2 separate regions of the Homo sapiens genome follow, and region 2 is linked to region 1. The links are chromatin loops, found by intact Hi-C in ENCODE. Cell type or tissue: CD4-positive, alpha-beta T cell. All regions are shown on one strand. Each heading gives the region's core, and the rest is flanking DNA. Links, peaks and the distances in the headings are about the cores only. Region 1 overlaps CLSTN1 (calsyntenin 1). Region 2 overlaps PIK3CD (phosphatidylinositol-4,5-bisphosphate 3-kinase catalytic subunit delta).

Region 1 (5,368 bases), core at 302-5,301:
CGAATCATTTACAGCTAATGAGAATGTTTTCTTAAAGTTTTATACCCTATAAATGGAGGCCTAAAAAAATGTGTAAAATGAAACATAGCAAACATGCCAAACTCCTGTTTACTTTTCTTACATAAAAGTAATTTGAGTCCTTGACTAATAAATCTTGAATGGTTATTTAATAAGTTATTAGGTAAGTAATGTGTTTCAAAAAAAAACTAAACTTTGAATGTATTAATTTAAAACTATGCAAAAGCAAAGCTGGCAATCAAACCTTCTACAAGTGCAGGCTGTAGCTAGGCACACACCTATCATTTCAGGATATGACTCATTTTTTAGGGTTATGGTAGATTTCAGTCATTAGAAATTATTTGATTTTTAAGTCAAGATGAAAAAAATACAATAATCAACTTTAGGATTAACATGAATATAAGCTATGCTGCCCCAGCACAACCCAACTCTGTGGGCTAAAGAGAGGCTAGACCCGGGCCGGGCGTGGTGGCTCACACCTGTAATCCTAGCACTTTGGGAGGCCAAGGCAAGCAGATCACCTGAGGTCAGGAGTTCAAGACCAACCTGGCCAACATGGTAAAACCCCGCCTCTATTGAAAATACAAAAATTAGCCGGGCGTGGTGGCACACGCCTATAATCCCAGCTACCCAGGAGGCTGAGGTAGGAGAATAGCTGGAACCTGGGAGGCGGAGGCTGCAGTAAGCTGAGATCGCGCCATCGCACTCCAGCCTGGGTGACAGAGCGAGACTCCATCTCAAAAAGAAAAAGAGAGAGAGAGGCTGGACCCATGCCTAAGTCTCACAAGTAACGGGGATTTCAGCAGGTTGGTTGCAGAGCCCAGACGCCAACCACAGGTCCCAGGGTGGCCCTGATATCAGTCAACCCAGTACACGAACAGTTCCTTTCCGGTTTATTCACTCATATGGATGGTTCCCCACTTACAGTGGCTCAACTTAGGATTTTTAGACTTTACAAAGATGGGTTTATCAGAAGATAAACCTGATTGTAAGTAAAGAAGACTTTGTAACTAGAAATCCACGGTTTCCAGCCAGGCGCAGTGGCTCACACCCATAATCCCAACACTTTGGGAGGCCCAGGTAGGAGGATTGCTTGAGCCTAGAAGTTCGACACCAGCCTGGGTGACAAGGTGTGATCCCGTCTCTACAAAAAAATGTTTTAAAAAATTAGGCTGGACACAGTGGCTCACGCCTGTAATCCCAACACTTCGGGAGGCCAAGGCGGGTGGATCACCTGAGGTCAGGAGTTCGAGACCAGCTTGGCCAATGTGGTGAAACCCTGTTTCTACTAAAAACACAAAAATTAGGCCAGGCACAGTGTCTCGCGCCTGTAATTCCAGCACTTTGGGAGGCCGAGGCAGGTGGATCACCTGAGGTCAGGAGTTCGAGACCAGCCTGGCCAACATGGTGAAACCCCGTCTCCACTAAAAAAATACAAAAATTGGCCGGGCACAGTGGCTCACGCCTGTAATACCAGCACTTTGGGAGGCCAAGGTGAGCAGATGGCCTGAGGTCAGGAGTTCGAGACCAGCCTGGCAAACATGGTGAAACCCTGTCTCTACTAAAAATACAAAAATTAACCAGGCGTGGTGGCGGGTGCCTGTAATCCCAGCTACTTGGGAGGCTGAGACAGGAGAATTGCTTGAACCTGGGAGGCAGAGGTTGCAGGGAGCTGAGACCACACTATTGCACTCCAGCCTGGGCAACAAGAGTGAAACTCCATCTCAAAAAATAATAATAATAATAATACAAAAATTAGCTAGGCGTGGTGGCAGATGCCTGTAATCCCAGATACTTGGGAGGCTGGGGCAGGAGAATTGCCTGAACCAGGGTGACGGAGGTTGCAATGAGCCAAGATTGCGCCACTGCACTCCAGCCTGGGCGACAGGAGCGAAACTCTATCTCAAAAAAAAAAAAAAAAAAAAATTAACCAAGCGTGGTGGCATGCACCTGTAACCCCAGCTACTCGGAAGGTTGAGGCAGGGGAATCTCTTGAACCTGGGGGGCAGACGTTGCAGTGAGCAGAGATTGTGTCACTTGCACTCCGGCCTGGGTGACAAAGCGAGATTCCCTCTTGAATAAAAAAAAAAAGTTAGCTGGCATGGTGGCACATGCCTGTACTCCCAGCTACTCGGGAGGCTGAGACAGGAGGAATGTTTCAGCCCAAGAGTTACAGGCTGCCGTGAGCCAAGATCTCACCACTGCAGTCCAGCCTCAGGGAGAACAAGACTATCTCTAAAGAAAAAAGAAACCCACTGTTTCAAACAAGAGTGTGATGTGTGCCTCTTATCATGACACGTAGGTTGGTCATGTCTGCCCTTAAAAAACAACAGCTAAATATTGCAAGAGACTGTTGGCGTCTCACCTATAAATCCTAGATGATGTTACAGGTTTCATTTGCAGATTCAACTTTTAAACCTTGGTCTATCATAAGAACCTGCAATTAAGGAACACTGCCAGCAGGTGGTGACAGGTGCCCTTGCATGCTCCAAGTTCTCAGGCTTTGATTTTAAAATCCTGCTAGTTAATTTCCAAAGGCGAGCTAGTAGGCCCTTGTTAAAGATGACATGGGTAGAAAAGTATCTTAAACTCTAAGTTTAAAATCTCCAGCTGATTCTTTTTTTCCTCAAAAAAGCATTTGGAACAGGTAAAATATTCACAGTTTTAAAATCAAAATATAAAAAGGCATTATCTCTGGGTCTCTAAGTATTGTCCCTAGTCATAAATTCTTTTTTTTTTTTTTTTTGAGAGTCTTGCTCTGTCACCCAGGCTGAAGTGAAATAAAACTACAATGTGTGCCACCACTCCCAGCTAATTTTTGTTATTTTTAGAGGAGAGGGGTTTTCACCATGTTGGCCAGGGTGGTCTTGAACTCTTGACCTCAGGTGATCCACCGTGCCTGGCTAATTTTTGTATTTTTAGCGGAGACAGGGTTTCACCATGTTGGCCAGTCTGGTCTCAAACTCCTGGCCTCAAGTGATCCGCCTGCCTCAGTCTCCCAAAGTGCTGGGATTACAGGCGTGACCCACTGCACCCAGCTGTAAAACAGATTTTTTAATTACTCTTATTTTTTTTTTTCCAAAGACTGAACACTGCCAAAGAATCTCTGTATGCACAGGTTTAAGGATTTCTTCATCAGAATCCCAAACAAACTAAATTTTAAAGGGCTGATTGAAACACCAAATACATAGCTTAGACATTATTTAGATCAGGGTTTCTCAACAGCTGGACACTCTGGGCCAGACAATGTTTAGCTGTGGGGCTGTCCCGTGCATTGTGGGACGTTCAGCAGCATCCCGGCCTCAAAACCACTGGATGTCCGCGGCCTCCCCACCAAGATGTGCCAACCAGAAGTGTCTCCAGACATTCCCCAAGATCCCCTGGGGGCAATCCTCCTCCCTCCTCCCTTGAGAACCACTGACTGACATCCACCCCGTTAAGGAAAACCAATGATGTCTACATGAAAATCACTTGTACACTTTAAAAGAGCCACTTTAATAATTTGTGCATTACATTGATGTGAATTTCTTTTTTTTTTTTTTTCCGAGTCAGGGTCTCACTCTGTCTCAGAGGTGTGGGACACCCCACCCAGCTTGAAGTTAATTTTTAAAATAAAAACACATTAAGGCCGGGCACGGTAGGTCATGCCTGTAATCCCAGCAATTTGGGAGGTTGAGGTGGGTGGATCGCTTGAGTTCAGGAGTTCGACACCAGCCTGGGCAAAATGATAAAACCCTGTCTCTACAAAAAATAGGAAAAAATTAGCCAGGCATGGTGGTACACTTGGGAGCTACTTGGGACCTCCCAGCTACTCGGGAGGCTGAGGCATGAGAATCGCTTGAGCCTGGGAGGTGGAGGTTGCAGTGAGCTGAGATCACACCACTGCACTCCAGACTGGGTGACAGAGCGAGACCTGCCTCAAACAAACAAAAAACACACACATTAAGTGTCAAATAAATTCTTAAGCTAACAGAACAATTGAGTTTTTTAATAGTACAGTGAAACTTTCCCTGCATTTATTCACTTTTCCCAGGACAAGCATCATACCACCACATACTGTTACACACAATGCAGCTGTTCTACGAAAGGTGAGGCTGGGCGCGGTGGCTCATGCCTGTAATCCCAGCACTTTGGGAGGCCGAGGCAGGCTGATCACCTGAAGTCAGGAGTTCGAAACCAGCCTGGCCAACATGGCGAAACCCCGTCTCTACTAAAAACACTAAAAATTAGCCAGGTGTGGTGGTGGGCACCTGTAATCCCAGCTACTCAGGAGACTGAGGCAGGAGAATTGCTTGGACCCGGGAGGTGGAGGTTGCAGTGAGCTGAGATTGTGCTATTGCACTCCACTGCAGCCTGGCTGACAAGAGTGAGACTCCGTCTCAAAAAAAAAAAAAAAAAAAAAAAAACAAAGGTGAGAGCTGTTTGCAAGCTCTGCACATCTGGATCCACTCTCTTGCTCACAGGCTGGGACACCTGCCTGTCCGCCACCAGGCGGTCTATGGCTGGGCATGGGCTCACCACTACCCAGCTCACAGGGCCTGAGAGCTACATCGGGCTCCTCGTGTTGGGGAGCGCAAGGCATGCATGGTGGCATCATGAGAAAAGACCAGGGAATGAGCAGGAACAGATGGAGGAGGAACCCCTATGTCCTTCTCCCTGGTGCACATCCCACCCTGAACACTAAGAAGGAAGCAAGGGGACCAGACCCTGCACATGAGCCTCAGGGTAGGATGCCAGGAGAGTCCCAAGAACGAAGTTGGGGGTGAAGAGGTGGCTGCAGGGGTGAGAAGAGAAGGGGAAGGGGCTGGGCTGAGACTGCAGTTTAGAGTCTAGGTATCTCCCGCACACGGAGATGGGGCTGTCCCCAACTAGAACTGAGAGCTAAGGAGGAATGACAGGGCAGGAGAATCCAGAAGAAGGGGCTTCTGTTTCCCCCTTCTTCCATCCATCCATCCGTCTTTCTCGAGGCCCAGGTAGTCTTCTAGGTACCAAGAAAATAATGGTGAGTAAAACAGCCCCTGCCCTCTCAGAGCTTGTGTTATGGTTGATAAAAATATGAATTTGAAACAGAACCTGCAAAGTAATCCTCACTTCCTACAATTGCAACTTTTGAAAGCTTAAAGTGAGCCTTCTAATTTTTTTTTTTTTTTTTTTGAGACGGAGTCTCACTCTGTCGCCCAGCCTGGAGTGCAGTGGTGTGATCTCGGCTCACTGCAAGCTCCGCCTCCCGGGTTCACGCCATTCTCCTGCCTCAGCCTCCCGGGTAGCTGGGACTACAGGCACCTGCCACCGTGCCCGGCTAATTTTTTGTGTTTTTAGAGAGACGGGGTTTCACCATGTTAGCCAGGAT
Region 2 (5,368 bases), core at 1-5,000, 56 kb before region 1:
AGAAAAAATTGGCCGGGCACGATGGCTCAGGCCTGTAAACCCAGCACTTTGGGAGGCCAAGGCGGGTGAATCATGAGGTCAGGAGATCGAGACCATCCTGGCTAACACGGTGAAACCCCGTCTCTACTAAAAAATACAAAAAATTAGCCAGGTGTGGTGGCGGCTGCCTGTAGTCCCAGCTACTTGGGAGGCTGAGGCAGAAGAATCACTTGAACCTGGGAGGCGGAGGTTGCAGTGAGCCGAGATCATGCCCCTGCACTCCAGCCTGGGCGACAGAGTGAGACTGTCTCAAAAAAATGTATATATACAGATACATATGTATTTTTTTTCCTTCTTGTGTCCTCTCCATGTGAGAAGGTGGGATGGGGCGGTGAGGCTGCTGGGGCCACACATGCTTGCCAGGACCTTCCCTCTGGTGACCAGTCCCTGCAAAAGCAGCTGCTCCCATGCTCCTCCCAGAGCCATTTCTCCAGTAGGGGAGGCGAGGTCACTTGGGAACTGGGGGCTCTGGGGCCAAGATGTCTTTGGCACCTTCATTTGAGGGTGGGAGCGGAATAGAGAGCTTTTCCTGAGATGCTGGGAGCTCTCTACTAACCATTTCATTCAGTGACTCTGAAGTCCCCAGAGAGGGACGCATCCCAGAGCAAGGTCCGGGCCCCCTTAACGTGGACACCGCTGTGATTTGTTTGCAGGACTCCCTGGCACTGGGGAAAACAGAGGAGGAGGCACTGAAGCACTTCCGAGTGAAGTTTAACGAAGCCCTCCGTGAGAGCTGGAAAACCAAAGTGAACTGGCTGGCCCACAACGTGTCCAAAGACAACAGGCAGTAGTGGCTCCTCCCAGCCCTGGGCCCAAGAGGAGGCGGCTGCGGGTCGTGGGGACCAAGCACATTGGTCCTAAAGGGGCTGAAGAGCCTGAACTGCACCTAACGGGAAAGAACCGACATGGCTGCCTTTTGTTTACACTGGTTATTTATTTATGACTTGAAATAGTTTAAGGAGCTAAACAGCCATAAACGGAAACGCCTCCTTCATGCAGCGGCGGTGCTGGGCCCCCCGAGGCTGCACCTGGCTCTCGGCTGAGGATTGTCACCCCAAGTCTTCCAGCTGGTGGATCTGGGCCCAGCAAAGACTGTTCTCCTCCCGAGGGAACCTTCTTCCCAGGCCTCCCGCCAGACTGCCTGGGTCCTGGCGCCTGGCGGTCACCTGGTGCCTACTGTCCGACAGGATGCCTTGATCCTCGTGCGACCCACCCTGTGTATCCTCCCTAGACTGAGTTCTGGCAGCTCCCCGAGGCAGCCGGGGTACCCTCTAGATTCAGGGATGCTTGCTCTCCACTTTTCAAGTGGGTCTTGGGTACGAGAATTCCCTCATCTTTCTCTACTGTAAAGTGATTTTGTTTGCAGGTAAGAAAATAATAGATGACTCACCACACCTCTACGGCTGGGGAGATCAGGCCCAGCCCCATAAAGGAGAATCTACGCTGGTCCTCAGGACGTGTTAAAGAGATCTGGGCCTCATGTAGCTCACCCCGGTCACGCATGAAGGCAAAAGCAGGTCAGAAGCGAATACTCTGCCATTATCTCAAAAATCTTTTTTTTTTTTTTGAGATGGGGTCTTCCTCTGTTGCCCAGGCTGGAGTGCAGTGGTGCAATCTTGGCTCACTGTAACCTCCGCCTCCCAGGTTCAAGTGATTCTTCTGCCTCAGCCTCCTGAGTAGCTGGGATTACAGGTGTGCACCACCGTACCCAGCTAATTTTTGTATTTTAGTAGAGACGGGGGTTTCACCATGTTGGCTGGGCTGGTCTCGAACTCCTGACCTCAGGTGATCCACCCGCCTGAGCCTCCCAAAGTGCTGGGATTACAGGCATGAGCCACCGCGCCCGGCCCACTCTGCCATTGTCTAAGCCACCTCTGAAAGCAGGTTTTAACAAAAGGATGAGGCCAGAACTCTTCCAGAACCATCACCTTTGGGAACCTGCTGTGAGAGTGCTGAGGTACCAGAAGTGTGAGAACGAGGGGGCGTGCTGGGATCTTTCTCTCTGACTATACTTAGTTTGAAATGGTGCAGGCTTAGTCTTAAGCCTCCAAAGGCCTGGATTTGAGCAGCTTTAGAAATGCAGGTTCTAGGGCTTCTCCCAGCCTTCAGAAGCCAACTAACTCTGCAGATGGGGCTAGGACTGTGGGCTTTTAGCAGCCCACAGGTGATCCTAACATATCAGGCCATGGACTCAGGACCTGCCCGGTGATGCTGTTGATTTCTCAAAGGTCTTCCAAAACTCAACAGAGCCAGAAGTAGCCGCCCGCTCAGCGGCTCAGGTGCCAGCTCTGTTCTGATTCACCAGGGGTCCGTCAGTAGTCATTGCCACCCGCGGGGCACCTCCCTGGCCACACGCCTGTTCCCAGCAAGTGCTGAAACTCACTAGACCGTCTGCCTGTTTCGAAATGGGGAAAGCCGTGCGTGCGCGTTATTTATTTAAGTGCGCCTGTGTGCGCGGGTGTGGGAGCACACTTTGCAAAGCCACAGCGTTTCTGGTTTTGGGTGTACAGTCTTGTGTGCCTGGCGAGAAGAATATTTTCTATTTTTTTAAGTCATTTCATGTTTCTGTCTGGGGAAGGCAAGTTAGTTAAGTATCACTGATGTGGGTTGAGACCAGCACTCTGTGAAACCTTGAAATGAGAAGTAAAGGCAGATGAAAAGAAAGAAAAAGCCTTTTTATGTTCTTTTATGTTCTCGGCTCAAAAAGAAACAAGGGAGTGTAGGTTTAAAACCAAAACAGGAGAGAAGACAAACCCCGCTCCGGCTGGAGTTAGTTAGAACCAGAACTTTATTGTAGCGGATACACTTTCTGACCTATCATGAGTATACACATCTGCGAAGGGAAACCGCGCGGCGACAGCGTGAGGACATCCCCTGGGCGTGAGCGTCTGTCCGCTGTCTAAACAGAGCAGCTACAGGGACGGGACATGGAGGATGGCCACACATAGCACAGCCACCAGTGTCCTCAGAACTAGCAGTCAGGGTCACAGAACAGTATTCAAAATGATTGCCCACCTGTTTTAGAAATCTAAAATTTTACATGTAACTAAGAGCAAAGTGCTATGTGGGTTTTAGACCATGACTGTTTGTTTGCTCTCCTGCCCTACCACCAAGCAAAGCAGCAGGGCTCCTGGGGGAGAGGGATTTCAACCCCCCTGATGGCAGGGGGTGCTCTGGGGAGGAGAGAGGAGAGAACAGGCTGTTTTGGAAAATTCCAGCACTTTGACTTCGGGCCATGCGTCTCTCCTGGACGTTCTGAGTACGGATCGCTCAGGCCTCCTGCCGTCTCCAAAAGGAGTGGTCAGCCGGTCTGCAGGACACCTCTCAGTTTCTCCTTTTACCAGCAGGAAAATGTACATTTAAGCATAAACCACAAGGCTGCACACGGTGAGACCAGGCCACTGCCCAGGGAGCTGCTGTCGGAGGAGGAGTGTGGAAAAGGGGCCAGGGACCCCGCACCCCACACCAAATTAGGAACAGGTAGAATCCCAAAGGCAAGGCCCGGCCACTTGTAGCTACCCTGATCCAGTCTCTTGAGCAGCACAGCTAGAGGCCTGTGGCCCCCGACTCCCAGCCATACTCAGACCTGAGCAGGGGCTGGGGCGGGGCTGGGCGGGGTGGGCCTCTCCCTCTGGGGTCTGGGGAGGGAGGACCCGGCGGGAAGAGCCCGTGCTCAGAGCTCCGAACTTCACTTTACATTCCAGTCCCGGGTTACACTAGCACAAAGGACACAAGGAATCCGATTTATTTACAAAATATTAAAAAGTCAGTTAATCATCTACACAGTACCCCCCATCCTGCCATTATTTATACATGCACTAGTTTGGAAAAAATAAAAACTTTTTTTAAAAAAAGAAAAAAATGATTACCGGGTGGGAGTGAGCATGTTTTACCCTTTGTCAACGAGCCCAGCTGGCATGGCTTTTCTGGAGTGCGAGGGGCCAGTGTCCTCTCCCCGGGGGGAGACTCCAGACACAAACGCGGGGCCTGAGGCGCTGGGAGGCCCCTGTGCGAGCCGGATGGCGGCCAGAGAGGACGTGTCAGCTCCTCGTGGGACTGAAGAGCGCGACCAGGCAGAGGGTGGGCGGGGAGCCTAGGGTCCTACACACCAAGCACAGCGACGATCGTGGCGGGGAGGGGTCTGCACACCTACTGGCCGAAATGACTTTGTACATCGTGGACCCTTGGGACTGGGAGAACGGATGGCAGCAGAGTCTTCGAAAGCAGAAACCGAGGTGGCCGGGGGCACGGGTCAGTAGCTGAGGGTGGAGTCATCCCACTCCAGCTGCTGCTGCCGGGTTGCGTTCTGGGGGTCGCCCTGCTCCCCCTCCTCCTCCTCGCTGCTCTCCGACTCGGCGCTGGTGATGTCATCCTCTTCTTCGCCGTCCTCGCTTTCCTCTTCCTCTTCCTCTTCCTCCTCCTCCTCACTGCTGTGCTGGTCCTCATAGGTCTGGCAAGGAGAAGTGACGGCCACATGAGTCCGGCCCTGCCCACAGCCCCGTCACCTGGCATTCTCCTCTCGACAGCCACAGAGGAAGGAGAACTTGCCCCAGCGTCTCCCTCCCCAGCGACAGAGCAGCCAGGACGGCACCGGAAGTTATATTAGAAGTGAAGGGAAAACAAAGCTCCAGTCAGCACCCACGGAGTCACCCACATACAAAGCAGCTTGGGACAGCACCTCAGCTGCCCCACCAGAGAACTCTCTCAGGATTACCATGACCCAAGAGCGCCAAGCCCTGGCATGGCTCTTCTCTACACTTAAGGCAGAACGGCCTTGAATAAGGTCTCTCTCAGCCTCGGTTTACCCACGAAGACACCTAAGCCCCAGGCTTGCTGAGCAGATGACGCGATGGAAAGCATGTGAACCTGAAGGAGCCGCGCCGTACCGGCTTCTCGGAGGCCCTGGCCTGTGCTGCCTCTCAGTCCTGGAGGTCGCCCGCCCACTCCTACCTCCATGGGGTTGACGGTGATGGTCAGGGCAGAGTCGTCCCAGTCCATCTCGTTCTCCTTCCCGGTGTCCTGATCCCGCATGGTCCGCCGATGTGCGGCCCGGATCCGAAATACCCCCAGGATAATCATGAACACCAGGAAGCTGACGCACACCACGATCACAACTGTCGCAGTGCTGGGGACGACTGTGGGAGAATGAGGGGGCGGGATGCGAGGTCACTCGGCCCAGAAGGCCACTGTGCCCTTGACCTCCTCGGCTGTGCCTGGTCAAAACGGGCTGGACAGCACGCTTCAGCTGAACCCACAGGCCAGGAGGAAATACCAGGAAAAGCTCGCCATGGGCCTCCAACCTGGCTCGGCCACGTCCTGCTCCATGGCT

The links. A loop is a pair of places that touch in the nucleus more often than their neighbours do. Peaks named below come from ENCODE experiments on the same cell type or tissue, not always from the same donor. Only the 100,000 strongest peaks of a DNase experiment are listed, where the experiment ranks them.
Region 2: it touches region 1 in a loop (7-fold over the local background); 3 of 110 quality-filtered maps call a loop at or near these places.

What each region holds. Positions count from the first base shown.
Region 1 is chr1:9,782,250-9,787,617 of GRCh38, forward strand. All of the region lies in intron 1 of CLSTN1 (calsyntenin 1), which reads right to left. Among named protein-coding and RNA genes, the nearest start is that of CLSTN1, 39 kb to the right of the region's middle. RefSeq lists an enhancer at 4,075-4,575. In CD4-positive, alpha-beta T cell, for the core only: a CTCF peak has its summit at 2,505 (motif pointing right); a DNase peak (open chromatin) is centred at 2,482; H3K4me3 peaks cover 367 bases; H3K27ac peaks cover 745 bases.
Region 2 is chr1:9,726,217-9,731,584 of GRCh38, forward strand. PIK3CD (phosphatidylinositol-4,5-bisphosphate 3-kinase catalytic subunit delta) reads left to right here. Exons shown (of 24, transcript NM_005026.5): 24 at 693-2,898. The coding sequence ends at 830. It overlaps CLSTN1 (calsyntenin 1), which reads right to left. Exons shown (of 19, transcript NM_001009566.3): 18 at 4,990-5,174; 19 at 2,710-4,489. The coding sequence ends at 4,292. Among named protein-coding and RNA genes, the nearest start is that of PIK3CD-AS2, 41 kb to the left of the region's middle. In CD4-positive, alpha-beta T cell, for the core only: no CTCF peak of the experiment used is centred there; DNase peaks (open chromatin) are centred at 2,525, 3,215, 4,185 and 4,525; H3K4me3 peaks cover 1,381 bases; H3K27ac peaks cover 1,571 bases.